Linked DNA regions of Homo sapiens: region 2 is linked to region 1. The links are chromatin loops, found by intact Hi-C in ENCODE. Cell type or tissue: OCI-LY7. All regions are shown on one strand. Links, peaks and the distances in the headings refer to the core of each region. The heading gives the core; the rest is flanking DNA.

Region 1 (8,706 bases), core at 587-8,586:
GGACTTATGGAACTCAGATGTAGTCATACTTATAGCTATGCTTTATACTAGTAAAAGGCTATAAAGCAATGTCAGCAAAGAAAAAAGGTGCATGCGGTGAAGTCCAGAGGAAACCTGACTCAAGCTTCCAAAAGTCCTTTCCAAGTGGAGTCACAGGACTTGCTTGATTCCTCCAGCAGTAAGTTGTAACAGTGTTGTCTACCAGGGAAGCTTGTTACAGACTTAGTGCTGAGATTTTTTGGCTGGGGATGGTGAAGGGGGCTGTTCACATAAGCACCCTAACCCTAGCACAAATCAAAATTCCAGACTCCCGAAAGGAAAGCAGGCATTAACAGATAAGAGCCACTCTGATCAGTTCTGGGGATAGAACCCTTGTGAAATCTTCAGTTCTCAGATACTAGCTAAGGCCAACCTTAGCAGTCAGACCTGCTACGTTAATTCTTTTTCACATAGATGTTCAGTTTCTTTAAAAAATATGTTCTTAGGTCTGTGAAGAAAAATAAACACCATAGTAGAAAGCCAGCAGGGACTTTAATGTAAGACAGACCTGGATTTGTAATATGGGGGAAAAATTGTATAGTTTTTCTGAGCCTCAGTTTCCTTACTATAAAGTGATATATCACAGGGTTTTAGTGAGAATTAAAAGTGATAATGTTTATAAAACACTAGGCATAATGTCTGTCTTATATATAGTAAGTAGCTGTCAGCATTTTTTTTCAGCTCACTTGTATCAGTCCAGGTCCAGCCAGGAGAGAGAGACTACACAGTACTTTGGACAGGGCATTTAATATAAAGAATTATTTACCTCCAGGCGCAGTGGCTTATGCCTGTAATCCCAGCACTTTGGGAGGCCAAGGCAGGCGGATCACCTGTGGTTGGGAGTTCAAAACCAGCCTGACCAACATAGAGAAACCCCGTCTCTACTAAAAATACAGAATTAGCCGGGTGTGGTGGCACATGCCTGTAATCCCAGCTACTCAGGAGGCTGAGGCAGGAGAATCGCTTGAACCCGGAAGGTGGAGGTTGCAGTGAGCCAAGATCACGCCACTGCACTCCAGCCTGGGCAACGAGCAAAACTCCGTCTCAAAAAAAAAAAAAAAAAAAAAAAGGGCCGGGTGCGGTAATCCCAGCACTTTGGGAGGCCAAGGCAGGCGGAACACGAGGTCAGGAGATTGAGACCATCCTGGCTAACACGGTGAAACCCCGTCTCTACTAAAAATACAAAAAATTTAGCTGGGCGTGGTGGCACGCGCCTGTAATCCCAGCTACCTGGGAGGCTGAGGCAGGAGAATGGCATGAACCCGGGAGGTGGAACTTGCAGTGAGCTGTGATTGTACCACTGCACTCCAGCCTGGGCAACAGAGTGAGACTCTATCTCCAAAAAAAAAAAAAAAAAGAATTCTTTACCATAAGAGGAGACTGAAATAATGAGAAATTGACTCCTAGGAAGAAAACTCTAAATAACAGCAGATATAGATCTGCTGTATCTATAATAAGAAATATAATAATATGATTGATGTGTGACAAAATAGAATTAGTATAATAGCAGCTAAGCAGCTACCCCGGGACCGAGATATCATACCCAAAGAGCCGTCTCCCTCAATACCACCAAACACTTCCTGGCCGAGAGACTGAAATCTGAGGGGCTTTGGTGGAGAAGGCATGACTTTGACTCTCAGAATGGCAGAGAAGTAAGTCCCTATGGACTTATACCAGCAGAACTTGCTGGAAATCTGTCCTTTTGAAGTTGCCAAAAACTACCCTCTAGGATACTTGGGAAAGCTCTTCACAAGGAGTTGTCTCACCAGAGGCACTTTGCTGCCATATGACAACATGAAAAGGTTTACTGAGGGAAGCTACTAGCTGCTGGCTGCTGTCCATTGTAGGAGCTAGGATGGAGGGAAACTGCTTATCCTGTAAGAACCTGCTAGGCAAGCACAATGGGACCTGGAAGCGAAATGCTTTCCTCCTACAGTGTATCTCCTGTGTCCTCTATGGGTAAAGCTTGACATCATGCATGCTTTGCAAAGGAAAAGTATTTAAAGGGCCCAGGTTCATTTTCACACAGCCGGCAAAAAAGGTAAATTTGGAGCTGATAATCAATTAATTGATAACCAGTATATAGATGGAATGGATGTTTAATTCTAAATCCTCAGAAAACAGGAAGAAGATGGCAAATGGAGAGAGATCTAAGGAACCTCAAAAATAAGTAAGACACATGCAAAAAAAAAAAAAAAAAATGAAGTTGGACCTTACATCAATACCAAAATTAACTCAAAATGGATCAAAGACCTAAACATAAGAGCTAAAACTATAAAACTCTTAGAAGAAAACTTAGAGTAAATCCTCGTGACCTTGGAATTGGCAGTGGATTCTTAGACATGACACCAAAATCACAGGCAACAAAAGAAAAAACAGATAAATTAGACTTTATCAAAATTAAAAACTTTTATGCATCAAAGGACGCTATTAACAGAGTGAAAAGGCAACCAACTAATGGAAGAAAGTATTTGCAAAAATATATCTGATAAGGGATTAATATCCAAAATATATAAAGAACTTTTACAACTCAACAACAAAAAAGCAAATGGCCCAATTATAAAATGGGCAGGGGACTTGAATACACATTTCTCCAAAGAAGGTATACAAATGGTCAATAAGCACATGAAAAGATGAAAAGGACATGAAAAGATGCTCAACATCACTAAGTTGTAAAGGAAATATAAATCAAAACAATGAGATAACACTTCACACTCATTAGGATGAAAATACACACACAATAACAAGTGTAAGTAAGAATACGGAGAGATTGAAACTCTTGTGCTTTGCCGGTGGAAATTTAAAATGGTTCAGTGCTGTGGAAAACAGTATGGCAGTCCCTTAAAAAGTTAAATATTGTCACTGTGCAAACACCAAAGAATTACCAGTGATCCAGCAGTTCTGCTTCTGAATATTTACCCAAAAGCATTGAAAGCAGGGACTTGAATAGATATCTGTACACCCATATTCATAGCAGCTTTATTCACAATAGTTAAAAGGTGGAGGCAACCCAAGTGTCCATTGACAGATGAATGGATGGACAAAATGTGATTTTTACGTACCACATATTGTAGGCTACAATACAGTGATATGCACATAAAATTGTGTTTTATATAATTTTAACACAATATTATTATTTGGACTTAGAAGGAAATTCTGACACGTGCTACAATATGGATGAACCACAAAGATATGGTAAGTGAGATAAGTGCAGTGAGCTGAGATTATGTCACGGCGCAAATAAATATTGTTTGACTATTCACGTGAGGTACTTAAAGTAGTCACATTGATGGAGACAAAGTAGAATGCTGGTTGGCAGTGGACGGAGGGAGACAGGAATGGGGAGTTAGTGTTTATTGGGTGCAGCATTTCAGTTGGGGAAGATCAGAAAGTTCTGGAGATGGATGGAGGTGGTTGCACAACAATATAAATATACTTAATGCTATAGAAGTGTATACTGAAAAATGGCTAAAATGGTAACTTTATGTATATTTAACCACAGTTTTAAAAAAAGATGAAAGGAAACTGCAAAGAATATTTATAGTATGATCTTGAACCTCAGTACTAGAAAAGATAGATTAACGGGGAACTTTATTTTTAAAATTTTAATTAAAAAAAATTTTTTTTTGAGACAGTCTCACTCTGTTGCCCAGGCTAGAATGCTGTGGTACAATCTCAGCTCACTGCAGCTTCCACCTCCTGGACTCAAGCCATCCTCCCATTTCAGCCTGTCAGGTAGCTGGGACCACAGGTGTGCACCACCACACCTGGCTAATTTTTATTATTTCTTATAGACCCAGGGTCTCCTTATGTTGGCCCAGGCTGGTCTCGACCTCTTCCCACCCTGGCTTCCCAAAGTGCTGAGATTACAGGAGTGAGTCACTGTGCCTGGCCAGAATTTTATTTATTATTTATGTACTTCAAAATATAATTTTGTCATGATTGAATTTTATTTTATTTTTTTAAAATGCAAGAACAAAGTGGATTTGTAAAGAAAATTGAAAGAACTGAGGGTGTTAGCCAAACAGGAATTGATGACAGCAGAGTGGACTATCTGGCTGTATGAAGCATACGTTGTCATACCTGGGCTGTGTGATACGGCCTTTTGTTCCGAGGCTGCACATCTGTACAGCATGTGACTATACTGAATACTTTAGGCAGTTGTAACACAATGTATCTAAACATGGAAACATGTATCTAATGTATCTAATTTATCTAAACATGTACAGCAAAAATACAGTATAAAAGATAAAAATGATACACAGGTATAGGGCACTTGTGAATGCAGCCTGGAGAATTGGAAGTTGCTGTGGATGAGTCAGTGAGTGAGTGTGAGTGGATGTGAAGGCTTCGGGCATTACTGTACACTACTGTTGACTTTATCAACACTGTACACTTAGGCTACGCTAAATTTTTACAAAATTATTTTTCTTTAACAACAAATTTGCCTTAGCTTACTGTAACTTTTTTACTTTATAAACTTTAAAATTTTTTTAACTTTTTGATTCTTTTGTAATAACACTTAGCTTAAAATATAAACACATTGTATAGCTGTACAAAAATATTTTATTTGTATTCTTATTCTATAAGGTTTTTTTAAGATTTTTAATTTTTTTTTTTTTTTTTTTTTTTTTTTTTACTTTTTAAACTTTTTTTTGTTGAAAGCTAAGACACAAACACACACATTAGCTTAGGCCTCCACGGGGACAAAATCATCAGTATGCTTTCCACCTCCACATCCTTCCCACTGGAAGGTGGTAATGGCCAGTAACACACATGGAGCTGTCATTTTCTATGATAACAATGCCGTGTGCTGGAAGACCTCAGGAAGGACCTCCCTGAGGTAACTTTTTTTTTTACATAAGTAGAAGGAGCACACTCTAATGAAAAAAAGTATGATATAGTAAATACATGAACCAGTAAAATAACCATTTATTATCATCAAGCACTGTGAACTGTACATTGTTGTATGCGCTAGACTTTTATATGACTGGCAGCACAGTAGGCTTGTTTACACCAGCATCACACAAACACATAAGTAATGTTTTGTGCCATGACAGTTATGATGTCACTGTGATAGGAGTTTTTCAGCTTCATTATAATCTTTTTTTTTTGTGGCAGGGAAGAGTTTTGCTCTGTCGCCCAGGCTGGAGTGCAGTGGCACGATCTCAGCTCACTGCAGCCTCTGCTTCCTGGGTTCAAGCGATTCTTGTGCCCTCAGCCTCCCAAGTAGTTGGGATTACAGGTGCTCACCACCACACCCGGCTAATTTTGTATTTTTAGTAGAGATGGGGTTTCGCCATGTTGGCCAGGCTGGTCTCGAACTCCTGACCTCAGGTGATCCTCCCTCCTCGGCCTCCCAGAGTGCTGGGATTACAGATGTGAGCCACTGTGCTTGACCAGCTTCGTTATAATCTCATGGGACTACCATTGTTTATGCAATCAGTTGTTGACCAAAGTATTGTCATGTGGCCTTGACTGTGTATGTCACAAAAGGCAGAGTTTCTTTGGTCACTTTAGAGGTATTCTCATTCATTCTGTTCTTGAATACTAGAAACAGTTTATAATATCACTAGGTTTTGAACACCTTACAGTGAGGCAGAATGGCCATTTAGCACATATTCCTAAATAGCTGATGTAGAGGAAGCTAAGGAAATTAAAGGTTGGTTATTTGGAAATGTGCTACTTTGTAGGATTTATTCCCATAGACTATATAATTTTGCAATAAATAGACGTGGGGGTTGGGAAGGAATTCTTTTTGAGCTTCTCCTATATGTTAAATATTGTGCCAGATAAGCGTCACCTGATTATCTCATTGGATGTCACAACTTTATGTGGTAGATATTATCTATTACACAGTTGAGAAAATTTAGAGTCAGAGATATTAAGGATTTTGACTAGTCACATAGTTAGAAAGTGACCCAGCCAGAATTTGAATCTGTATCTTCAACTCCCAAGGTTCCGTCCAACCTTTCTATTGCATGATGAAAGGAGTTACATATATCTGTAATATAACTAGTAGAGTCTGAAGTGAATAGTTTATATGATTTGAGAGTCAGGAGTTGTAAATTCTGGGTTCTCTTTCATACCTACCTAGTTTGAGTGACTGTGGGCAAGGCACTTCTCTAAGTCTCAGCTTCCTCACCTGTAAAGAAAAGGGGTTTGATTGGTTATTTCTTAGACACCTGCGACCACTATTGAAGAAATTTTGGTGTGTTTCAAAGATAATCTTCAAGAACCCAGTAAATCCTGTATCAGATTTTACCATGAAACATACTGCTTATACCAGCTGATTTTTAATTTAAAAAAAAGGGGGGAGCGGTAAATGTGGAGGGAGTAGTGAATGTAACAAATAACTGTCATTGATTGTCTTGATAGGGAGGTAGAATGAGTTTTTTTGCAGCGAAAGCTTAGTTTACTAGTTAACAGTTGGACCTCATGTTGGGACCATGTTGTTAGATACTATCAGATTCGTATCACTTATAAGTCTTCATCTTATCTCTAGGTATTTTGAACTCTTATGGTTTGGAAGCAGAATGACGCCCTGTGGTCACTTAGCAATTTCTCTTCTTGAGGCCAGGCACAGTGGCTTATTCCCGTAATCCCAGCACTTTGGGAGGCCGAGGCAGGACTTGAGGCCAGGAGTTTGAGACCAGTCTGTGCAACAGAGTGAGACCTTGTCCCTACAAAAGATAAAACAAAATTAGCCGGGTGTAGTGGCACATGCCTGTAGTCCCAGCTACTCAGGAGGCTGGGATAGGAGGATCGCTTGGGTCTGCGAGGTCGAGGCTGCAATGAGCCATGTTCATGCCACTGCACTCCAGTCCAGCCTGGGCGACAGTGTGAGACCCTCAAAAAAAAGGTATATATTTTTTTCTCAAGCCAGAGAGATTTGTTGCTGGGATTAGTTTTTGCATGTAATAGCATATGGGATTTTACATCTTCTGTTCCTGTGGCATTCCTTTTATGTCCCAATTCAAAAATAGGCTCAATACTTGAAAAACAATTAACTTGCTGCGAATAACATAGTGAAACATCCTGAGCAACTTGATTTGCTTTTTTTTAGTCAGTGTGGTCTGTTTCCTTCTGTTATTAGATACATGCAAGGTGATGTGAAATTCATTTTCGACTGGGGAGTAAGTCAATGAAAAATCTGAGCTCGTACCCATTACCCAAGTTATTTGTAGAAGACAGCTTCATTTTGTATCTTCCTTTGCTTTATCTCGCTTTCTTCTCTCCAAACTGCAGAGTGGTAAGAATTCTTTTTGTTCCATTTTCATTATTCTTCCCCTTTCATTTTGTTAGACACAGAAGAAAGGCAGTGGGATGGTTTTGTGGATTTGTTTTTTTGTTGTCGTTGTTGTTTTTCTTGAGACTGGCTAATTTTTGTATTTTTTGGTATAGATGGGGTTTCACTGTGTTGGCCAGGCTAGTCTCGAATCCCTGACCTCAAATGATCCTCCCACCTCACCCTCCCAAAGTGCCGGGATTACAGCCGTGAGCCGCCGCGGCTGGCCAGATTTGTTTTTTTCATTGCTTGGTTTAACTTTGTTGTGTATTTCCAGTTTTCTGCACTCTGCTCATAGCCAACTCTCAGCAATGATAGAAGCCAGGAAGAAATACTTTGATTGGCAGCATGATGTCTTTCTTAAGCTTCTCGGGCAACTTCACTTTGGTTATTGTTTTATTGGTCAATGCTTAGGATTTATGGCTAGTATATTATATCACAAGTATAACTGTATGGAAAGCAGAGCTTTGGAGCTTCAGTATTGTTAAGTTTTCTTTGTACCTCTCTTAACTGTATTTTTAAAATGCTACAAAAAATAGTACCTTTTTTCTCCTCTATGTGCTATATTCTGGGTAATTTCACCAGTATTTTCTTGTAATTTTGCCAGTATTCTTTCTGGGAAAATATATTGACTAATCATTCAGAAATGATATTGATAATTTCCAGAAAAGCATTTAGAAAAACGGCTTTAAAAATCACTGTCTTTTCAGCATGTATCAATTCAACATAGTACTGGAGGTCTTGTCCTAATAGGTTTGAAGTTATCACTCACCTCCATCCCCCCACACACTTTTAAAAAGATCTTCTGAAGTCCTGTAGTTATTTTTAATAGATTTTAGTTATGGTATCAGTCGCACTGTCTTGTAATTATTATGACTCTCAGCTCCTCAAGGGCAAGAATACCAGCACTATGTTTCTCAAAGCAGTTGTTCAATCCACTCTTACTGAATAAGTGAAGGATTCTTCTGCTTAAAGAGATTTTACAGATGTAGGTACATATAGGAGCATCTAAGCAGCCAAAGAAGAATATAAAAGTCAGATGCTATTTTTCTTGCTGTGTATCACTTCTGTCTGTATCCACTGTACATTCACAGTCCATTGGCAGTTGGGTTTTTTTTGAGACGGAGTCTCGCTCTGTCGCCCAGGCTGGAGTGCAGTGGCGCGATCTCGGCTCACTGCAAGCTCTGCCTCCCGGGTTCATGCCATTCTCCTGCCTCAGCCTCCCGAGTAGCTGGGACTACAGGTGTCCACCACCATGCCCAGCTAATTTTTTGTATTTTGTATTTTTAGTAGAGATGGGATTTCACTGTGTTAGCCACGATGGTCTCAATCTCCTGATCTCGTGATCCACCCACCTCAGCCTCGCAAAGTGCTGGGAT
Region 2 (8,706 bases), core at 586-8,585, 61 kb before region 1:
CAATCTTTTTCTTTTAGAGGGTCTCACTCTGTCACCCAGGCTGGAGTGCAGTGGCGAAATCATAGCTCACTGCAACCTTGAACTCCTGGGCTCAAGCAGTCCTCTGCTTCAGCCTCCCAAGTAGGTGAGACCATAGGCATGTGCCACCATGCCCAGCTAAGGAAAAATCTGTTAACTTTTGTAGCCTTGTGCCCAGGATATAATATAATAAGAACTGAGTAGTCCGGGCTCAGTGGCTCACACCTGTAATCCCAGCATTTTGGGAAGCCGAGGCGGGCGAATCACGAGGTCAGGAGTTTGAGATCAGCCTGGCCAACAGGTTGAAACCCCATCTCTACTAAAAATAAAAAAAATTTGCTGGGCGTAGTGGCAGACACCTGTAATCCCAGCTACTTGGGTGGTTGAGGTAGGAGAATCGCTTGAATTTGGGAGGCGGAGGTTGCAGTGAGCCGAGATCATGCCACTGCACTCCAGCCCGGGTGACAGAGTGAGACTCTGTCTCAAAAAAACAAACAAAAAAAAGAACTGATAAATGTTTGTTGAAAAAGATATATTAGCCCTTATACAATCTATTTTTTTAAATCTTAATAATTTGTGTTGCTTTTTCTATAGTCACCCTCCAGATTTGAAGCATGGTGACTAAAATTGCTCGTAATACTCAACAATTACATTTATGTTATTATTATTTTTAAGAGATATTCTTAGTCACTCAGGCTGGAGTGCATCACTCAGGCTGGAGTGCAGTGGTGGGATCATAGCTCACTGCAGCCTTGAACTCCTCAAGCGATTCTGCCACCTCAGCCTTCCAAGCAGCTGCACCCAGCTTCCGTGTTATGTTTTACAGTTTATAAAATGCTTTCGTGCAGGCCCTTATTTATTCTCTTCAACAACCCTGAAAGATAGGTGATGATTCTTCCCATGTTTCAGCTGAAAATATACCTCTCTAAGCCTCATGACTAGGAAGTGGCAAAGCTGATGCTTTTACCCAGATCTTGTGGCTCTTTATCCAGTGCCTTTTCATGGCCCTTAAGACTGAAAGGGTATGACTGATGAGGAATGGAGCAAAAGGAATTTCATTGGTTTGGCATGCCGTATATTTAATATTGAAAACATTTTACCTGTTACCTGACAGCTGATTCATGTAGAACTGGGATGACAGTTGTGGTATGCATGATAGTTTGTCGTTGTTTTTTGGCTTTTTTTCATCTCAAAGTTATTCCATCTCTAATTTAGATCAACAACAGATCAATCAGTGGATTGATAATGGTGGGTAGTATAAAATCATCAGAGCTGAAGGCATCTAGAAATTATCTGTACCAGCCCTCTGCTTTAGTCATGGAAAATAGTCAGTATACTCATTTTTATAGACAGTGTATCTCAGGCTCAGAGAGAGAATGTGACAACAAACAATAAACTCAGACTTTGTCTTTAAGGCTCAGTAGAATCTTTCATTTCTTAGTCTTTTTATTTCTTGGTGTGATTTTTTTCTGACAGTTTCTTGTATGGAGTATTTTCTTCTTCCTTTTACATTTTCTTAATGCATATATATTCACATGGTTAATGATTCAAAATATGCAAAATGTAGAAGAGTCAAAAATCTCTCCCTCTCCTAGCTGCCTATTTTATCTTTTTGGAAGTAACTAGTATTGTTAGTTATCTGGGTGTCCTTCTAGAGACAGTGCCTACGTAATATTTCTTTTAAAAACTCCATTGACAGTATGCGTACTATTCTGCACTTTGCTTTGCTTTTCTATTTGGAAATTATTTCGTATCAGTTTATATATGTATATATATTTTTTTCTATTTATTAGCTTTCTGGACTTAAGATTCTGGTCTACTGAGAGAACCATGTCCAAATGTCCCTTGTAAAGATGACTGATTAGTACAGGACCTCAAATAATATGATTCTGTGTTTTAATGGAATCATGAAATCCCAGGATTGGAGACCTAATCTACATCTCTTGTTTTTTCACGTGAATACCCTGCAGATACCTGATGTTGCTACCTTTTAGAGATGTCTGAGTGAAAGATAGGTATCCTCGTCTCTCCATGTGCCCCAGTCAGCTGCCCCTGGTCTTTTTTGCACTGGTGGGGCACATTGTGGGTCAGCTATCGTATATGTCATTGAGTTAGTAATTATACTCAGGATCTGCCATGAGTCATTGCACATGGAATCTAACTGCAGTGTGAGTTTTATTCATGATGACATCTTGTATACCAGATGTTTCCCAGATGCCTAGGTTTATCCTGATTGAGTGTCACTGCTGTCAGGATGCTGTTCAGTGAACTAAGTTTTGTGTTGAATTGTGAGAAAGGAAGGTTTAGTTTCTAATAGGTGTTCCATCTCAGCAGCCATAATTGCCACTGGCTACCCTTAACCCCTCTGTCTGTGGAAAGCCCCAGGATTGAGTGAATGCTCTTCTTCCCTAGGGTATGGCCTCTCCGTAACTGAGACTTGATGGGAAGTAAGTAGATTTGGCTCAACAAATAGAGAATATAAACACACGTGTGTGTGTGTGTGTGTGTGTGTGTGTGTGTGTGTGTGTGTGTGTACTGAACAGTAATTGGATTCTGATTCAGATGTGGAGTTAATGATATCAAACTTAGGCTTGACTCTAGCACAGTTAATCTTTATAGACTTCCACATTTAAAGATATGAAATAAAATGTGCCTTTCGGAGTTGGCTTTTGCAATAGCCCTTTTTCTCCGTGAGAATATTATAGAAGAGGTAGTATTCTAGCTGTTTAGAGAATGAGAATGAGGCCAGTGGGGTTGTGTCTCACTCTCTAGGTGAATGTCGACCTCTACTCAGTTCTAATCTCACCGTGCAGTCTTTGTGGTCCCAAGGCTCTGCAGTAGGTGAATTAGGCCCGCGCAGTCTCTGTGGCCCGAGTCACAGAGGAAGGTGTTCCTTTCCCAAGTAGTGAATGGAAGCCGGCAGGGCACCAGATGCTGTGTTGTTTCCCCTGTTGCTTTTTCCTTCACACCCGGTGTAAAGTTTCCAGGCATTTGTGCAACCTGATAGCAGAAAGCGCCTGTCCTAGCAGTCGAGAGATGGGTTGGCAGGGGCTCAGGTTACTCCATGTCCCTGATAAGAGCCATCGATCTGGGCTGGTGGCTGCTGATAGGTGGGAACTATACTGCCTGCATTCTACCCAGCAGGAATGATGTGGGTCTCAGTAGTGTTTCAGGACTCCGAGAAGGTACCCAGGCAATTTAGAGGTCTGGCCAGCATCTCTAGGGCAGCAGCACACACTAAGATGTAGATTTTACCTTAGAAGAGATGGGTTTTAGGAAATGGTGGCACACAGGAGCGGAAGAAGTACCAGCATAGGAAAGGTGAAGTGCCAACCCGAGGAGTGGAAATGGTATTTTCTTATTCCACCTGGTAACCTAAAACTCAGTTGCGCAGTGACTTAAATTTGCAGAGGATATGTACATAGATAATTTTAATACACTGCTTGGATGGAAATAGTCACAGAATATATGTGAAAGTGTAGTGGCAGGTGGCTCTGTGGTAATAGATACTCTGTGAATACCTCTGTCTGAGCAGTTATCACACTGTATTAAAATATTTGGTTAAGAGGGCCCTTTCTGTCTGGGCACAGTGGCTCATGCCTGTAATCCCAGCACTTTGGGAGGCCAAGGCGGGTGGGTCACTTGAGCCCAGGAATTTGAGACTAGCCTGGGCAACATGGTGAAACCCCGCCTTTACAAAAAAACAAAAAACAAAAAAAACGAAACTTAGATGGGCATGGTGGTGTGTGCCTGTAGTCCCAGCTACTCGGTAGGCTGAGGTGGGAGGACCTCTTGAGCCCAGGAGGCAGATGCTGCAGTGAGCCATGATTGCACCACTGTACTCCAGGCTGGGCAACAGAGCGAAACCCTGTCTCAAAAAAAAGGAAGGCCCTTTCTGGTACCAGAAATTCTGTCTCTAATCTTACTTAGCTGTGTGTCCTTTAGGCAAGTTACTTAGCCCCTCTGTGCTTCAGTTTTTTATTTGTAAAATGGAGATAATAAATGAGGCTTGTACTAAATGAGTCATTACAGTTTTTTGTGTTATCTGTTGTTATGGTGGTTGTTATAGCACAAAGCACGGGCGCCAGAGACCATGGCAAACACATGATGACTGGAGGGCTGCAGAGTTCAGTATTTATTGTGTTCACTGAAAGACTTCTAGTATTAACTATGCTGGGTACCATACAGAAGCAAATGCATGAGATATTAACTGTGTGACTGTAAAATATATGACGAGAGTCAGTTTTTTTTGAAGCTGTGTAGAAAGAATATTGATGTGAGAAGTTTCAGTATCCTATGGCAGTTTCAGAGAAGGAATCTTCCTTCTTTCCTTTGGGAGGCCCTTCAGCTTTCTTGGTGTTTTGAAGATAGATTGTATATTTTACTTTAAGGTAGGACAATACTTAACTATTTCAGACAGGTATGAATCTTTCCTTTTTTTTTCTTTTTTCTTTGAGACAGTGTCTCATTCTGTGGCCCAGGCTGGAGTGCAGTGGTGCAATCTCACTGCAACCTCCCCCTCCCAGGTTCAAGTGATTCTTATGCCTCAGCCTCCCGAGTAGCTGGGATTGCAGTTGTGTGCCACCACGCCCAGTTAATTTTTTCTGTTTTTAGTAGAGGTGGGGTTTCACTGTGTTGGCCAGGCTGGTCTTAAACTCCTGGCCTCAAGTGATCCACCTACTTCGGGCTCCCAAAGTGCTGGGATTACAAGCATGAGCCACTGCTCTTGGCCCCTATTTTTTGTTAAACCTCTAGGAGAAACCATTTTAGATCAGAATCAATCCATTCATCCATCCTTTCTTCCTAATCTCTCTTCCTTTTTCTCTAAAAGGGAAAAAGTGCTAACATTTTAAACACTTTGGTTATTTATATTTAATGTAATCCTCTCTTATTGTGTAACAGCCCTCCCCCTTCTTTTGCTTGGAGACAAAATTTGATTGAACAAAATTTGAATGTTTACCACATGTTAAACATTGCTAGATGCTGGGGTTAGTTACAGAGTTAATGGAATGTTCTTATAAAACTTGAGTTTTGGGGAAGGTTTATGGAACAACTATAAAATTAGAATAAAAATTTGATAACACAATGGTTTGATAAGGGTGTGAGTAAAGAAATAGGAACTCATATTGCTGTGGTGGTGAAAAGTCACATAACTTCCATGAAGAAGTATTTATCAATGTCTATTAAAATGTAAAATGCACGTATTCTTTGACTCAACAGTTCCACTTCCAGGAATTTATCCTACAGATGCTCTTGCATCTGCGTATAAGAATATACATTATAGCATTATTTGAAGTAGCAGAAGGTTGAAGAAACAAAAATGCTCGTTGACAGGAAATCTGCTAAATAAAATAAGGTACATTCTTGATGAGAAAAAAAAAGGTACATTCATACAGTGGAATATCATGTAGCCATTAATTAGGCAGCTCTGTATGAACATAGAACACTCTTTAAATATATCAATTGTGAAAATCAAAGTACAGAAGAGTGTATAGTTTGCTGTTATTTGTATAAAGTAAAAAAGTATCCGTGTGTGCATAGACTCTGCCAGGAAACACAAGACTCCCCAGCGGTTGCCTCCTCGGAGGAGCATTGAGAGACAGAGGAATAAGGGTATAGGTAAAGACTTAATTTTTATTGTATATAAAAAAATCATACCAACAAAATTTGTTAATTGTATACCTTTTGTTCCTTTTGAATTTTGTATTACATGCATGTATTACTTGTTTTAAAAATAAAATAATGTATTAAAATTACACAGGGATAGGTACTGTGTAAACATAGGGTTTATGGTCCTTAAACTTGCTAATTTTCATAGAAATGAGTCAAGTTGTGTGTTGGAGAAAAAGTATGCCAATTCTGCTTACCACAAATAAAAAATAGTACTTGTGTGGTGGCGCATGGTCATTTTGTCATTTTGATTTTGTGTATGACATTGTTTATTCTATGTAGGATATTCCAGTACTTATATTTACTTATTATGTATTTATATTATATATATTTATATGTTTGTATATTAGCTATGTTTTCTTACATTTTTTATTTACTGAAAGTGCTGATATGGAGGGGTAGATAAGAGATGATTAAAAATGGAAAGTACATTAGAAATGGTGAATGTGTATACAAGATGAATCATTCAACAATACAATTATAAAGGGTCAAGTGCAAATCATAAAGTGGATTGAGAAGAAGCAAAATGAGTGAGAATCACTACCATAAGCCTCTCCCTTGTTCTTAAGAAATGTCCCCTAGCTAGACATGCACCCATGGGTTACTTGGATTTTTTTCACCTTGGAATTTTATGAACAAATGGACTTAGGAGCAGCCTTTCATTACAGAACCTAACTTGGTGGTGGATAGAGGAGTGTCTGTACCAAGCCAGGATGAGTAGTGCTTCTATGGGAGCATAATGGAGGAATTGAGGGATTCTTATCTGGCTGGGGTGGGATGGGCATTTGGAGAACATTCTGCAGAAGCTGTTGCTGCGTATTGAGTGGATAAGCAGGGCAGGTCATTCTAGACAAAAGAAACAGTATGTACAAGGGCAAGGTATGAGAGGAACTGCAAGTGAGTCAGTGAGGTTGGGGTGGAGGGCATGCGAGCAAGGGATTTGCCCAAAGTGTCGTTGGTAGTTAGTTCATCCGCACACTGCTGTTCTCTTGCAATCATGTAGGACCATTGTTCACCAAGCTGGCTGGGCACTGGTGATTAGATTCTCCTACCACTTCAGAAACATATCCTTATAAGGGTAGATGGAGGAATATAGTCTTTGTTCATTAAGGAAAAAAAGAGAAAGCAAAAAAGAACAAAGAAAATCTGTATTTGGTTATGTTGTACATATGTAGTTGTACTGACTTCCAGCAGACTATCTTATTTTCTTTTTCTCATCTGTCTGCATCCTTCAAGAAACTTTCCCTCTATTTGGAACCACAGGTTGAGTGCCGCATGGACACAACTTGAATCTTATGTTCTGTTTGATTATATTTGAATTTACATGAAGCACTTTCTACCATGCAGGCATGCATTTTGCTCTTCATAGCATGGAATGCTGTAACAATGTTGTTTTGTCCATTAGAGGCTTTCAAAAATTTTTATCAACATTTAAGTGCTTAATTTCTACAGTATACCAGGGCTGGCAGTAGGTAGGCAGGTGATATTTTATTCACATACCCTATATATTTGCACATTTTGATTGCTCGTTCTGTTAATTAAGGAGAGAATTTCTCTTTTGTAGCTGAAATGTTTTATGCTTTGAATCCACTCAAAGACAAATTATTCTGGAAAGCTTGAACTAAACCTGGTCAGATGCTTCTGAGTTATGAGAGAGGGATTGAAATAAACTTTTTCAGCTAAAAATAATTTTGCTCACAAGTTACCAAAAATGGCTGACTAGAAATGCTTTTAAGATACTTGTCTAAGCTACCATAAGCTAAAGGTCAAGAAAAAAGTTTAGAACACGTTATGAGAAACGATTGGCTCTACTTTGCTAAAGCTTTTGCCAAACCTCTTATTCTGTAATGACCACATGAGACAAAAGCTGGTGAAAGTGGTATGCCTTAGATTCAGTGGGGACCTAGAGATTTTTTCAGTGGAACACATGTGCTGCCTATCTCTTCTGACGACGAACTAGTACCTGTGGAAGGCACTAGGGTTAGGTGAAAATGGGACACTTCATTCTGAAGCTGTTATACAATTGCCTATGCCAATTAATTATTTAAAGCTTTTATCTTCTGTTGCAGAGCAATTTTTGCCCTCAGAATATTTGTCAGTCCTCACAAAGTGCCAAGTGATGGGTATTTAGCATGTGGCATTGCCGTCAGTGTTCTGTCATTTTGTTTAGACACTTCTTTGCATCTCACTGAATTGCAGAATTAAGAATCGTTCACATTTATGGGCAGCACGTTTTTGCAGTATGGTCATTTATCATTGGAGTTTATATTTTATGCTTCCTTCTAGACTCTTAGTGTGCTTTCACGATTATCCAGAGGATTCCTTTGCAGCAGCAGTGTATGCCACTGATTGGTGGTGGTAGCCTTGAGAAACTAGGGAGGCATGTTGACTTTCCTTAAGGTTGCTTAGTATTGTAGAATAAAATCTTGAATTAGAGTAAAATTCAGAGAGAGCTGTTTTTCCCCGTAAACATCATTCTTTTGAATACAGCCAGTATTAAGCCAGGATGCGTTTTCTTCCTAAATTTAACACGTATTTATTGAGCATCTAATGTGTATGAGGTTATGAGAAGGGAAGTTGAATGAGCTTATGTTAGAGGAACTCAACCTTTCCTCAGAGAATGGGAGTCTGCAGGCAGAGGTGGTGGTGTTGACACTTCGAGGAGAGTGAGAAGTTTTAGAAGTAGCTGCTGTTCCTATGTAATAAGGATTCATCAAGAAGTGGGATGAAAGGGTTGCTCAGTCTCAGTAAGTGCCAGCTGGGATTGAGTTGGTCCTGATGGTTTAACTTTTTTTTTTTTGAGACAGAGTTTCACTCTTGTCGCCCAGGCTGGAGTACAATGGTGTGATCTTGGCTCACTGCAACCTCCACCACCTGGGTTCAAATGATTCTCCTGCCTCAGCCTCCCAAGTAGCTGGGATTACAGGCACTTGCCACCATGCCTGGCCAATTTTTATGTTTTTAGTAGAGATGGGGTTTCACTGTGTTGGCCAGGCTGATCTCAAACTCCTGACCTCA

The links. Peaks named below come from ENCODE experiments on the same cell type or tissue, not always from the same donor. Only the 100,000 strongest peaks of a DNase experiment are listed, where the experiment ranks them.
Region 2: a loop joins it to region 1, with 2.4 times the contacts of the local background. A loop is called at or near these places in 5 of 110 quality-filtered maps.

Annotation. Positions count from the first base shown.
Region 1 is chr22:35,943,644-35,952,349 of GRCh38, reverse strand. The region is part of intron 1 of RBFOX2 (RNA binding fox-1 homolog 2); the gene reads left to right. Among named protein-coding and RNA genes, the nearest start is that of RBFOX2, 81 kb to the left of the region's middle. In OCI-LY7, for the core only: no CTCF peak of the experiment used is centred there; no DNase peak of the experiment used is centred there.
Region 2 is chr22:36,004,579-36,013,284 of GRCh38, reverse strand. All of the region lies in intron 1 of RBFOX2 (RNA binding fox-1 homolog 2), which reads left to right. Among named protein-coding and RNA genes, the nearest start is that of RBFOX2, 20 kb to the left of the region's middle. In OCI-LY7, for the core only: no CTCF peak of the experiment used is centred there; DNase peaks (open chromatin) are centred at 792 and 3,854; H3K4me3 peaks cover 2,014 bases; H3K27ac peaks cover 2,190 bases.